Linked DNA regions of Mus musculus: region 1 is linked to region 2. A link is a contact called in ENCODE Hi-C or POLR2A ChIA-PET data. All regions are on one chromosome and are shown on one strand. Each heading gives the region's core, a stretch centred on a gene start or an enhancer-like site at or near the end of the contact. The rest is flanking DNA. Distances are from core to core; before and after follow the strand shown.

Region 1 (5,848 bases), core at 1,068-3,567, 62 kb after region 2:
GGAGGAAAAGACGCTTATTATTCAGGGAGTCAACAAGGAAGGTGTCCTGCCTACTTATGACAGCCTTTAAAACTTCAGTGTTAGCTGGGAGACAAGCAAAAATGCAGAAAGATAAACACTGAGGCCAGGACTTCCTTTTCAGTTCGTTGTTTCTTTAACAAGATCACTACTGTCTTATTGAGACCCAAAGACTCAGAAGTCTTTATGATTAGAACATCAAGAAGTCTAATAATAAATAGTAATAATGATAACGATCATAATATTAAAATCAACCTAGTTATTGCCAATAAGTTCCTTCAAATAACTGACTTGAAAATACATCTGAAAGTCATTAGGTATTTTTCTACTGTCTTTGTTCTTCGTTTTCAAATACTAGCTGATTGGTGTTGAACTTTGGCTTGTCCTGTTCTCTATGCCACATCCACACCAACTCAAAGGTATTTATTTACTTAGCTAACTTCGTCATTAAGGCTGCCAACAAGGATCCGGGATGGCAGCAATGCAGGATTGCAGGTTTGTAAAAGGGATAAACATCATTCAGAAATGAGCTCATGTGTACAGTATTCATATGATTACAGGGAAAGGTCATATTATTCTCACTTTATAGTGAGGAAACTGAAGGAATAAGAAATCAACACTTCTTGAACATGTCTAGTGGGGGAGACACAGCACTAGGCCTTTTAGAATAATCTGGTTATTTAGAAACAAGCTGGTTAATACCCCTCAAACGATCAAAATCTAGTGGATGTAAAAATGCACTAATAGAGACACAGAGTACTGTGGAAGAACAGGAAGGAGAGTGGTTTGAACACTTTCTGCAAGGTTTAGAACTGTTTTGTGGTGATGGAATCTAAGCCAAGTCTTAATGGTTTGTGGGCGTGGGGCAAAGATTACAGAATAACAGAGGAGATAGAAGAGCAAAGATAAAGAAAGGAAAAGAGTGTGAGAATTTACTTCGTAGTCGAATAGAACTTGAGGGCAGGGGCAGATCGAAGGCAGAGGGAGGAGGAATTCAGAGGGTTTGCAAATCGAAGCTTACTCTGTGGCAGTGTAGAGGAGACTAGGACGTTGCAACTGTTCAGCAAAGAGATAATGAGAGCTGGAACTAGGAAAATGTGGACTAGAAAGGCAATGGTCTGAAAGATAGTAGCGATAAGGATCTGGGTGATTTACCCACTGGTTGGACACTAGGAAAGAAGAGGGTGAGTAAACAGGTCTGAAGCATTAAATAATTTTACACTTGAGTTTCTCTTGGACCAGACAGAAAGGAAATTGAATGTAAGGCCAATGATCAGGACAGATATAAATCTAGAAATCAATCCGAGCAACAAGGTGACTTAATCCGTGTCAGAAATCACTAAAGCGAAACCCGGAGAGTACAAAGAAGCAAAGGAGTCGAAACAGAACCTTCAGGAAACACCTGCGTTTTTGAAAGAGGAGAGAAGGAAGAAAGGTTATTTTGTAACCCGGATGGTCAGAGAGATAAGACTTAAGTGGTGAGGCATTAAAAGCAAGAGGTTTCAGATAGCTCGATATTGCTGAACGGACAAATACGAAATTTACTGTGGCCACAGAGGTCACATCCAAGCTCCTCAACTCTGCCGCCACCTGCTGAAGTGGCACAAAAGAAAGACATGTGCTTTTGCAAGAGAAACCCACCTGTCATTTTACCCACAGTTAGCCTGCCAATCAGCCATTGCAACTCATTACAACATCTAGTCTTCACTAAATTAAAAAAAAAAAATCACTTTTGCATTGTACACTTCTTTCCTTCATGGGCTTTTAAGATAACTATTATTAATCACGTTCTTAGCTTTGCTTGGCCTCCTTCATTTTGAGTGTCCTGCTTAGTTGCTGGGGTACTGAATTAGAGGAGTAATTCAGGAGTTAGATTAGTGTTTGCTAACTTCTTCCAAGCCTTTGTGCAAAAGTTCAAGCTACGTGTGCAAAAGTAGAAGGACGATATATACATATTAGAGTTGTGTATATGCGCTAATGAAAGTAAAACTCTCACATGGTCGTCAAAGGTTCGAGTCATTTAGCTGTTGTTCATTTCCTAGTTTTTGTTTTGTTTTGTTTTGTTGTCATTTTCTCGAGGGCAGAAGAATATTTTCACTGTTCACCCAGGCATTCGGTACCGACCTGGGGGCAAGTCTCATTCTGTCAGCTCTCAGGAAAAAAAAAAAATCTTCAGGAAGAGAATGGCAAAGCACTCACGAGTCTCAAGGACTGGGCAGCCCACCGACGAGGTAGGGTTGGCCAAAGGTCTTGCGGAACACAGAACGCCTGGAACCTGCGTGGCCTTTACAGAATAGGACTACAAGTCCCAGAACGCAGGGCGCTACTAGGCAGAAATCTAGCAAGGCGCCTGCGCGTAGGTCTGTAGTCAAGCTGGAGGAAGCGGTGCACCTTGGGACTAGTAGTTCCTAGGTGGCAACTCCTGGGGTCGGAGGTGGATCGAAGGGACAGCTCCCTGCCCAGTCCCGCCTTTTGTCCACGTCCCGCTTCTCTGGGCCAATGCTAGGTCCTGTAGCTGCGGCCAGCCCCTCTCCGAGGCTGTCTCCATTGGTCCCGAGGCTATCTCACTTCGGCTCTACCCGGAAGTAGCCTTGGAGAGGCGGTTTCCTAGACTACGACACCGGAAAGCTGGGGGCGGTGCTCCGAGCCGTGGAGGGCGGAGGGTGGTGGCAGCGCTGGCGCTGGGGGACCGGCTCGGTGACTTCGGCAAACAGTTTGGCGCCGGCGGCCGCCAGCCTCACTCCACAGTCCGCCCTCGACACGGCTCGCAGCCTCCTCGCCGCCGGCAGCCCGCAATGTGGCCCACCGTGCCGGTGTAGCAGCTGCGCGTGCGCGGAACCGCGGGGCCATGAGCAAAGCCGGCGGCTGCCGGGGCTGTGGGTGCCGGGTCCCCCAGCGAGCGTCATGGAGCCTGGTGGCAGCGACGGCCGCGCTCTGTCTGGTGTTGGCCACGTCCGTGTGCACGGCAGGGGCCGCGCCCATGAGTAGGGAAGAGAAGCAGAAGCTTGGGTAAGGGTGCGTGGCTGTCCGGGTGGGTTTCCTCGCGCGGCTGCCAGCAGTGGAGGTGCCTGTCATTGCGCCCCCGGCGCACTGTGGACTTTTTCTGTGGTGACTGTAACAGCTGGTGAGGCTGGAGGACCTCGGTGCGGTGGACGGGGTCCAGGACGATGGGAGCTGATCCCCGGGATGTGACCTCGGGGGCTGTCGAGTGTCTCCTGGGCAGCCTGTGACATATGTAGTGTTGTGTCAGCGCCTCTGCCATGTCAGGGGCTGGTGGAGGGGCTACCGCCTGGGTGGCGGAGGCAGGGTTGGATGTCTCACCCAAGTGAGCTCCCAGCGGGAAAATGTTGCGGTGCTTACACCTGTTAAAGGAAAAGGGGCGTTCACCGGAACTTGAACTTTTCAGACTTCACTATCCCCCTTGCTGTGTTTTCTTTCCTAAATGGCACTTGTGAGCTAGAGCAGGCGATTTGATGCTATTCAGAGGCCTCGATTAAGTGTACCCCCTTAGAGTAGTTTTATGAGGCTTAAAAGTGTTCCAAAACACTATTTATAGCATTTAATCCAGTAATTCGAATACATCCGAAGTGGCACAAGTGACTAAGAACGAAGTGGAGAATCTCTGGATTTTGGCAAAACCGTGAAGTTAAGTGAGAGGAGAGGAAATGTGTGCCTGTCAGTAGCACGGCGAGTTGACTGCGAAAGATGCTTATTAAAACAGTGAAGTGGGTGGGTTTTGCTTGTCTGGTAGGTTAGCACAGAACACTAGAATGCACTGCTGATTAGTGAAGAGGTGAGAAAACTGGTGGGGATGTAAACCACGTGACTTATTGACACCAACTCCAGAATTTTAAATTGTGCTTGCTCTTTGATTCATTTCTTTCTCTGGAGAATCTATCCTACAGAAGTAAAGACACAATTAGAGATAAGTGTATAAAGGGGTGCATTTTGACAGAACAGAACAGGCTGGGGGGGGGTGTCATACATTTAGAAAGAGTTCTGTACTAAAGCAAGTTGTAGGTTAATATATAAATAGAAAGCATATTATTTTATAAGAAAAAATAGTTGCCTGAACTCAGGAAAAAATAACAGGTAACTTATCCCACAAAGGGAGGTGGAGCCATTAGGTTCTGACGTAGATACTTCTTTACTTCCGCCATTGCAAAAGAACTATACTAATTTTTAAATCACAGAGCAAATAAAAATGTGAGTAAAAGAAGATGAAGTGTTATCTATTCAAACAAAATTACCAGTGAATTCTAGACTCTTGCCTTTTCCTTTATAAGTTTAATGTATTATTTTGTGACATTTTAATGATGTTCCCACTTTGTTGGCATTTAACTCATGCCATCTCTAAAACTGTTATTCCATCGCGAGGTGGATGCTATCTCCACTGTGCAAATGAGGACATTGAGATTCAGGGTTAACTTGCTCAGAGTCTCAAAGCGGGTCAGGTTTGTGGTTTTTGGTTACATTTATATTTTTAACCTATGTCTGATCTCACAGTTCACAGTCTGTACAGTGCTGTACTTCCTTAAGATTTGGGGGAGGGGAAGTATTTCTATTATGGCTGCAAATATTTTCTTTGACATTCTTATTAAAATTTCTATATGAGTCATTGACTTGCCAGCCCCAGGTTCAGTCTCAAAAAAACCAAGCTGTACCCCCTGCGCCCGCCCTCTCCACCCCACCCCCCTCCAACCCTCCCATTCCACCCTCCACCCCTCCCCCCACTTTCCACCCCCCACTGGAATTGTGAACAGCTGCTCAGTTGCTTACACTCAAATATCTGATCATATGTAGTCTTTCAGGGAAAATATTTTTCAGGATAAGTGATCTTGCTAATATTTTTAGTTAACAGAGAATATAAATCAGTGCTTTATTGATGTTGGGAGGCAGGGTGACTTTAGAAAACCATTTTTAGAAATTATTTTGGAATGAAAAATTTTTAAATGGGGAGGATCAGATTTCCAATATGTCTTATACAGTTACTAAGTTGATATAAAACCATAGAGACTTTTTAACAGTTGAATACAGTCACTGTGTCTTTCTGTAGCTAGGTCCACTTTGAAGTTGATGTCATGGGACTTGCTGGTTGTTGCAGAGATGAAAGTGTGCCCTCGTATGCAATCATAATTTACTCATAATTTGGAAAATTGACAGCTCTCAAAGTTGAGTTAGCAAGTTAGAGGTTTTAAAACCTGTGATCCACCTCTAGGCTGTAGCATTTCCAGAGACAAGAGATTTCCCTTCTTGATATTAATCAAACACTTATTCTACTTCAGAGAAGGAAAAGTTAGTATATCCTGTTTTTATGTTAGTGCTTGCAGGTTTTGTGCGGCCTTGACTTCAAAGATGTTTGAAAGATTGTTATCATTTGCAAGATGAGGAATTCTCTAAGATAATGCTTAATATTCTGAAATTCTCTGGATCTGTGTAAATGTACAATATTTTAACACAATAGTAGGAAGATTTTTTTAGAATGATTTTATTTATTTTATATATATGAATATACTGCCTGTCTTCAGAAACACCAGAAGAGGGCATCAGATCCCATTACAGATATTTTAGAGCCACCATGTGGTTGCTGGGAATTGAACTCAGGACCTCTGGAAGAGCAGTCAGTGCTCCTAACCGCTGAGCCATCTCTCCAGTCCCAGGAAGAATTTTAAAACTACATTTGCCAGTGTGCAAGCGTGCCATGACACGTGGAGTCACAGAACAACATGCAGGAATTGGTTATCTCTCTCCACCACGTGGGTTCTTGGGATCAAACTCAGATTGGCAGGCTCTGCGGCAAGTGCCTTTACCCAACGAACCATCTTGCCAC
Region 2 (6,045 bases), core at 2,190-4,689:
GCTGTGGATCCTCTCTCATCTGTGTGACAGGGGTCAAGGCCATATAATGAAAGTTGCACAAATAGAGGATGTGGTTTCCAAGGCATTTCCCTGAGCTGTCTAAAAGCGTTGAGTCAATGAGCTATAGTTCACATGAAGACTACCAGCCCTGGCCTTCAGGAGGACAGCCCACAGTGCTTAGTTAGGTCGCAAAGTCTGTGAGAGCAGTTTGTTTACAATGCTAGGAGTGTCTTTTGTTGTTTTGGTTATGAGCCAAAGGGCTCTGTGTCGAGTGTGTTCTTACACGTCCACACATGTACTTGTATATTTCCAACCCGAGAACACTTTAGAATTTCAAACAATTCTTAGTGTCCGATAGTTTGCGGAAGTGGATCCATTTAAGACTTTGAGAAGTTGAAATATTTACAATACTTTAATGCACCAAAGAAAACCCAAAGCATAAGAAACAGAAATAAACTGCCTGGCCTAGCAAGTAGACAACATACTTAATATTTAACAGATATTTAATACAGAGACCTGTATTAAAATGTTCCTGTGTGGTATTGTGTAATGTTCAAACCCTAAGCGTGTCTTGGCAGTCTTGCAGAGTGGAAAGGACAGTGTGCACGAGGGAACTGGGAGGCACAGAACAGCTAAGTGACTTATGCAGTCAGCAACGTTATTTCATCTCCTGCCTAGGCCACTTGCTTCGTATTTTCCTCCACTTAAAATCTTTAATTTATTTTTATTTTAAATGTATTAGTATTTTGCCTGCATGTGTGTCTGTGTGAGAGCGTTGGATTCCCTGGAGCGGGAGTTACTGACAATTGTGTATTTGAATTGTGAATTGAACTCTGGTCCCCTTGAGGATCAGCCAGTGCTCCTAACCACTGAGCCATCTCTCCAGTCCCTCACTTAAAGTCTTAATCGTATGTCAGTTCACATTTCTTTCCACTGAAAACAAGAATTTAGTAGAACTTTTGTGGGGTTGAGTGTTTCAGTGTGTGTGTGTGTGTGTGTGTGTATGCTTTCTGTCTACTTTATCCTTTGGGCTAACATGCACTAAGTGCTACAGAAAGTGCAAAAGAGCTAAGTGACTCCTTTTATATTGCTCTCTTAGTAGTAATGACTCACACGAGTGTGGCAAGCTTTCGTGGTGATGGTTGTTTTAGGCAGAGGTCCAGGCAGAGCAGTGTCTCAGAATAAATTTCCTGGCAGGCTGTTTAGGTGAAAATGTTTGTATGCTTGGTAAAAGCATCAACGCATTTTCTACTTGTCAATATGAGCTACGAGCACTATCAGATGAACTCATGAGAAAAAAAAATCTGCAAAAATGTCAAGTAGCTGCAGGTATGAGGTATTTATTTGCCTTTAAATTAACCAGGCGGGTGGGAACATCTCGTCCTTCCCAGGCTGCTTGGTTCTAAGACCAGAAAACTTCCCTTGGTCTTGTCTATTCCTTCTAGACTGGTCTTTATTCAAGATATCTTGAATGGGGCCCTAGGTAGACACACTCACCTACAGTGTTTCAGTAACACAGGGCCCCGGGGCCAAGGGTCCAGTCAGACACAGGGCCTGCCTTTGGGAGGGGCATCCTTCCTCAGTCTTTTTTTTTTTTTTTTTTTTTTTGGTTTTTTGAGACAGGTTTTCTCTGTGTAGCCCTGGCTGTCCTGGAACTCACTCTGTAGACCAGGCTGGCCCCAAACTCAGAAATCCACCTGCCTCTGCCTCCCAAGTGCTGGGATTAAAGGCGTGCACCACCACCACCCGGCTTAAAATGTGTAGCCCAGGCTGGCCTCGAACTCGTGATCCTCCTGCTTCTGCCTCCTTCAGCAAATCCTACCGGCGTGTGCCACCACTACAGGCCCTTCCTCAGTCTTACCCCTTCTTACAGCTTCTAGTCTGAGAAGAAGCACAGTGCTCTGCCCTTAGGGCATAGTGTGACTTCAGTGAGTGTGCTCTGTTGGTTTGGGTTTTGTTGTTGTTTTGAGGGACAGGGTCTCAGCGTGTAGCTCAGGCTAGCCCTAAGGTATTGGCTTGTAGCTCAGGCTAGCTTCAAGCTCTTACCTTACCTCCCTCGGTTTCCTTAATCATATATGAGATATGCAGCACCAAACCCTGCTTGGTTTGTTCATTTTGATCAATCTGATGACATCTTTGGTTTCTTATGTGTGTGAGGAAATCCTTCACTCCACAGCCCAGCAGTTAAATTTTCTCACCATCTCTTCTCACCTTTTTAAAATGCAAAATTATAAAAATGATGTTTGAGGGTCTTTATGGTATAACTCAGTAAATTCTGTTTGATGGGGAGTTAATAGAACCTTCTTATTTAATTAATTAATTAATTAATTAATTTGATTAGCTACTTTCCCTCAAAAAGCCCACAGGCTTCTCTCTTGCTTATGGAGAGCTGGCCATGGTGGGTCGCCCAGAGTGGGCAGGCAAGGGACGAAGCGGTGTCAGGATGGGAGGAAGCTGAATTAAGAGGATGAGGAAGGTGGTGTTAGCATGAGATGGCATGGTACCCCAGGCTCTGCCAGCCTCGGGCCTCTTCCCAACCCCTACCCACCCCCCTCGGAGCCTCTCTTCCCCCTCTCTCTTTCTTTCCCAGACATATTTTCTTTTCAAGTTCCCAAGCTGTAAAATAGAAGCAAATTTCTTGGAACGTCATGTGGGAAAGAGCAGAGGCAAACTGCAAGCCCACCCAGATGGGATGTTGGTTTTCTTTGGCCTTTGTGTGTAACATTTGGGTCTTCTCACATTTATTCACACTCATGCTCAAAATCAATCCAGTCTCTGCAGAAGGACAGATGAGCAGAACTGTGACTCTTGACTTCAAGGCTTTTCAACCAGGACAGCATTTCCCATTTTTCTTTGCTTTAGTCTCCATCCGTCTTAGCTCTCTCTCTCCTCACACCATACTTGATAGGTCTTGGGCATAGGTTCCAGCAAAAACTCACTCACCTGGGCAGGAGTGACCTGGGGACGATTAATTACTCACTGAATCAAATGGCTGAACCTGCTGAGTTCCAATATGTTTGCCTACATCAAGTTTCTTATGAGATCCTGAGAAAACGGTGATTTTTTTTCCATTTTTTATTAGGTATTTAGCTCATTTACATTTCCAATGCTATACCAAAAGTCCCCCATACCCACCCACTCCCCCTTTTTGGCCCTGGCGTTCCCCTGTACTGGGGCATCATCGCTTAATGGTCCACAGAGAGTGACTCAGAAAGGAAACACAAGTCCATCTGCGAGTTTTCAAGGCCTATGAACATCTTGCCTCTGTTATTTTCATCACTTGAGGTAGATCCACATTGTAGCAGATGGGAGCCCTTCAGCTGTACTGAGCCTAGCAGCTCCTTTCCCAGGAGCCCAGGGAACCAGGGACCCAGCCCGCTTGTCCTTTCCAGCCTCAGAGCATTCCAGTTCAGTCCAGCTAGAGCGTCACACCCTGCCATAATGGAGCCCTGGAGAAGGGCCAAGGTCAGTGAGCTTGTGAGGGTTTCCACGGATGTGGCTGACCAGTGAGCTCAGAGAGAGCTTCCTTGTAGCCCGAAGTATAATTTGAACTTTTATGAGAAGGAGGTCAGATGTTTTGGATAAATATTACTTCAGCTTCACAGACCCGATGTCTCTAGTGACGGTCTGCTCTGCTGCCTGCTGACATTCTCGACGGTGCCCCTGCCTTGTTGCAGACCTCAGTCTGCAGCCTGCTGTTGCTGCTGAGCTGTGATCCTCAGAAGACCCCAGGTTAAGTGAATCAGAGCAGCAGAGCTACCCCAAGTCACGCCTGAGAGCAGAGAAGGAAGGGTGGGGACTACGCTGAACCTGTAGATAGACTACTGCTCAGATGCAAGGGAACATGAGCATTGATCAGCACAAAGTTTTAGAATGGATTTGGGAACACTCCTACAGTGTACTCTGAAAACTTTCCATGTCCCTTTAAGTCTGCTTAGCCCACAAGTGTCACTTTGTTTTTTGTTTTTTGTTTTTTGTTTTTTTTTATTTAAAGATTCTATTTATTTATTTATTCATTTTACATATGACAAGCACACTGTAGCTGTCTTCATAGACACCAGAAGGTGGCATCAGACCCGATTACAGATGGTTGTGAGCCACCATGTGGTTGCTGGGATTTGAACTCAGGACCTGTGGAAGAGCAGTCAGTGCTCTTAACCACTGAGCCATCTCTCTAGCCCATCACTTTGTTTCATAGTATTTGGTGCTAATTTATCTTTAAATTGTTTGCCTAAGCAGGGTCCAGGTTTCTTAATGATACTTTTCATAGATAGGATATTCCAGCCAGTACATGGGTCATTAACAACCTTCTAGCTGCCTTCTTCAGTGCATGGCTGCAGGAGAAGGCTGCTGTAAAACACAATGTTGTCTTCATTCTATCCGCGGGGAGTGTTTGGAGTAAAGGTTGGCACTTCACCGTTGGCATGCTACTGAAGACATTTTCACCAGCCGACTTTGGCTTTCAGATGCAGCCGGGCAATGCCAGAATTATCTATCTGATGATGTGTAGCTGAGAAAAGGGGCCACTTGCTCTCTTAAGGGACTCTGTCCTTAGGGCACAGCTGGAACATTGGCATACCAGTAGCCAGCTTTTGGGGCTGGTGCACGGGGGGGGGGGGGGTGTCAGGTTCTAACAGATCTCTGGGCTTAATGACATTAAATACAGAAAACAGAGTGAGAGAGTGGCTTTTTAAAAACAGTGCCATAGGCATTAGCCCAGGTGACTGTGTGTCCCTGGAAGGAAACCCTTCTCCTGGGAGCCAAGAGATAGTCCTCTTAAAGTATAAGGCAAAAATAGCTCTCCCACAGCAATCCAGCCTAGGAGATGTTGATTAATGACATATGTCCCTCCCCTTTAAAACACAGTGAAACAATGAAATCTTCTGTTGCTTAACAATGTAAGTTCGTAAGTGTTAAAAACACGTAACACAATTCTGCAGCTTTGTCTTGGTTGTGTTTTGTTTTTGAGACAGGATCTCACCATGTAGCTCACACTGGCCCAGGGATGCTCGATCCCCCTGATTCAACCTCTTAAGTATTTGGGATTATAGGCAGGTACAATCTCATCCAGAAAAATTGTGCATTTTTATAAAACTTGTTTAAAGAATAATATTTCAAAGTAGGCAGTCATATTCTCTCTCTCTCCCTCTTTCTCTCTCCCTCCCTCCCTCCTTCCCTGTCTCCCTCCCTCCCTCCCTCCCTCTCTCCTGGAAGCATCAACAATACCTTCAGTTTTCTGTGCCTGGTTTGTTTTGGAATCTCTGTTTCCTGCCCTTGCCAGCATCTCCTTGGCCCTTTGGTACCTTCTCTTCCTTCTTTACAGGGACCCTGTTAGACTTGATATCTTTGGAGGAGGTTTAGCTAACCACCCTGAACTTTGTCCTTTACCTTGGTTTTACCTCCAGCCCTTTTCTTAGGCACAGAAGCAATGATAGAAGACACAGTGCTGGGTGGGGCAGTACACTAAGGGCTTGGAGTGGTCTCTTATCTCTTTACTTTGTTGCTCCATCCTTTTTGTAACCATCAGAGGATGAAGGGAATGCTCGGGAATACTTGGAGTAAGGAGATTGAGGCATGCAGAGGCTTGAGAAAGAATGGCAGTCTTAGGACCACAGACCAGGCTCAAGCCATCATGTCCAAACTTGATGCTCCTGTTTAAGGATACCTTATCTGCCACTGAAAGCCACCCTCTCATTCTACTAAACACAAGGAATCTTGTTAGCGTGAACACGAAGAGCTTGGATTTAGGAAATAGTTCCTGCCATTGAGATAACAGTAGTAGAACATGTCGGCAGACACATCTGTTCCCCGTGAATATGAAGAATATTTACCTTTGAGTTTGAGGAAAGATTTTATACGGTTATCATATGCACAGCCATGAGTTCCATCTCCGACATCAGCATCAAGGTCTCTCCTCCTCATCCCCCCAACCTCTGCCTACTTCAGAGCCCATGGAGCCCAGGACACGGACGCTGTCGTGAGACCTCGAGCCGGCCATCCTCCGCTGATGCTCTGCCCGCTTCTCCTTTACTCTGCAGGTCCTGA

Evidence for each region. Hi-C counts contacts between places; a loop is a spot of excess contacts on that map. ChIA-PET counts read pairs that join two places held with the same protein, here RNA polymerase II (POLR2A).
Region 1: a map of T-helper 17 cell shows a loop between it and region 2 (2.3-fold over the local background). The contact joins the promoter of 2810414N06Rik here to the enhancer-like site in region 2. A Hi-C loop is called at or near these places in 1 of 37 maps with a recorded cell type or tissue (T-helper 17 cell). POLR2A ChIA-PET finds 5 or more read pairs at or near these places in 1 of 5 experiments (Patski).

The regions. Positions count from the first base shown.
Region 1 is chr1:151,752,701-151,758,548 of GRCm38, forward strand. It overlaps 2810414N06Rik (RIKEN cDNA 2810414N06 gene), which reads right to left and starts at 2,318. Exons shown (of 2, transcript NR_151475.1): 1 at 2,143-2,318. Edem3 (ER degradation enhancer, mannosidase alpha-like 3) reads left to right here and starts at 2,674. Exons shown (of 20, transcript NM_001039644.2): 1 at 2,674-3,027. The coding sequence starts at 2,867.
Region 2 is chr1:151,689,652-151,695,696 of GRCm38, forward strand. It overlaps Niban1 (niban apoptosis regulator 1), which reads left to right. Exons shown (of 14, transcript NM_022018.3): 7 at 6,039-6,045. Among named protein-coding and RNA genes, the nearest start is that of Gm41969, 44 kb to the right of the region's middle. Within about 2 kb of position 3,440, at least 1 of the 3 ENCODE cell types and tissues checked has a DNase peak (open chromatin) inside an H3K27ac peak, as active enhancers do.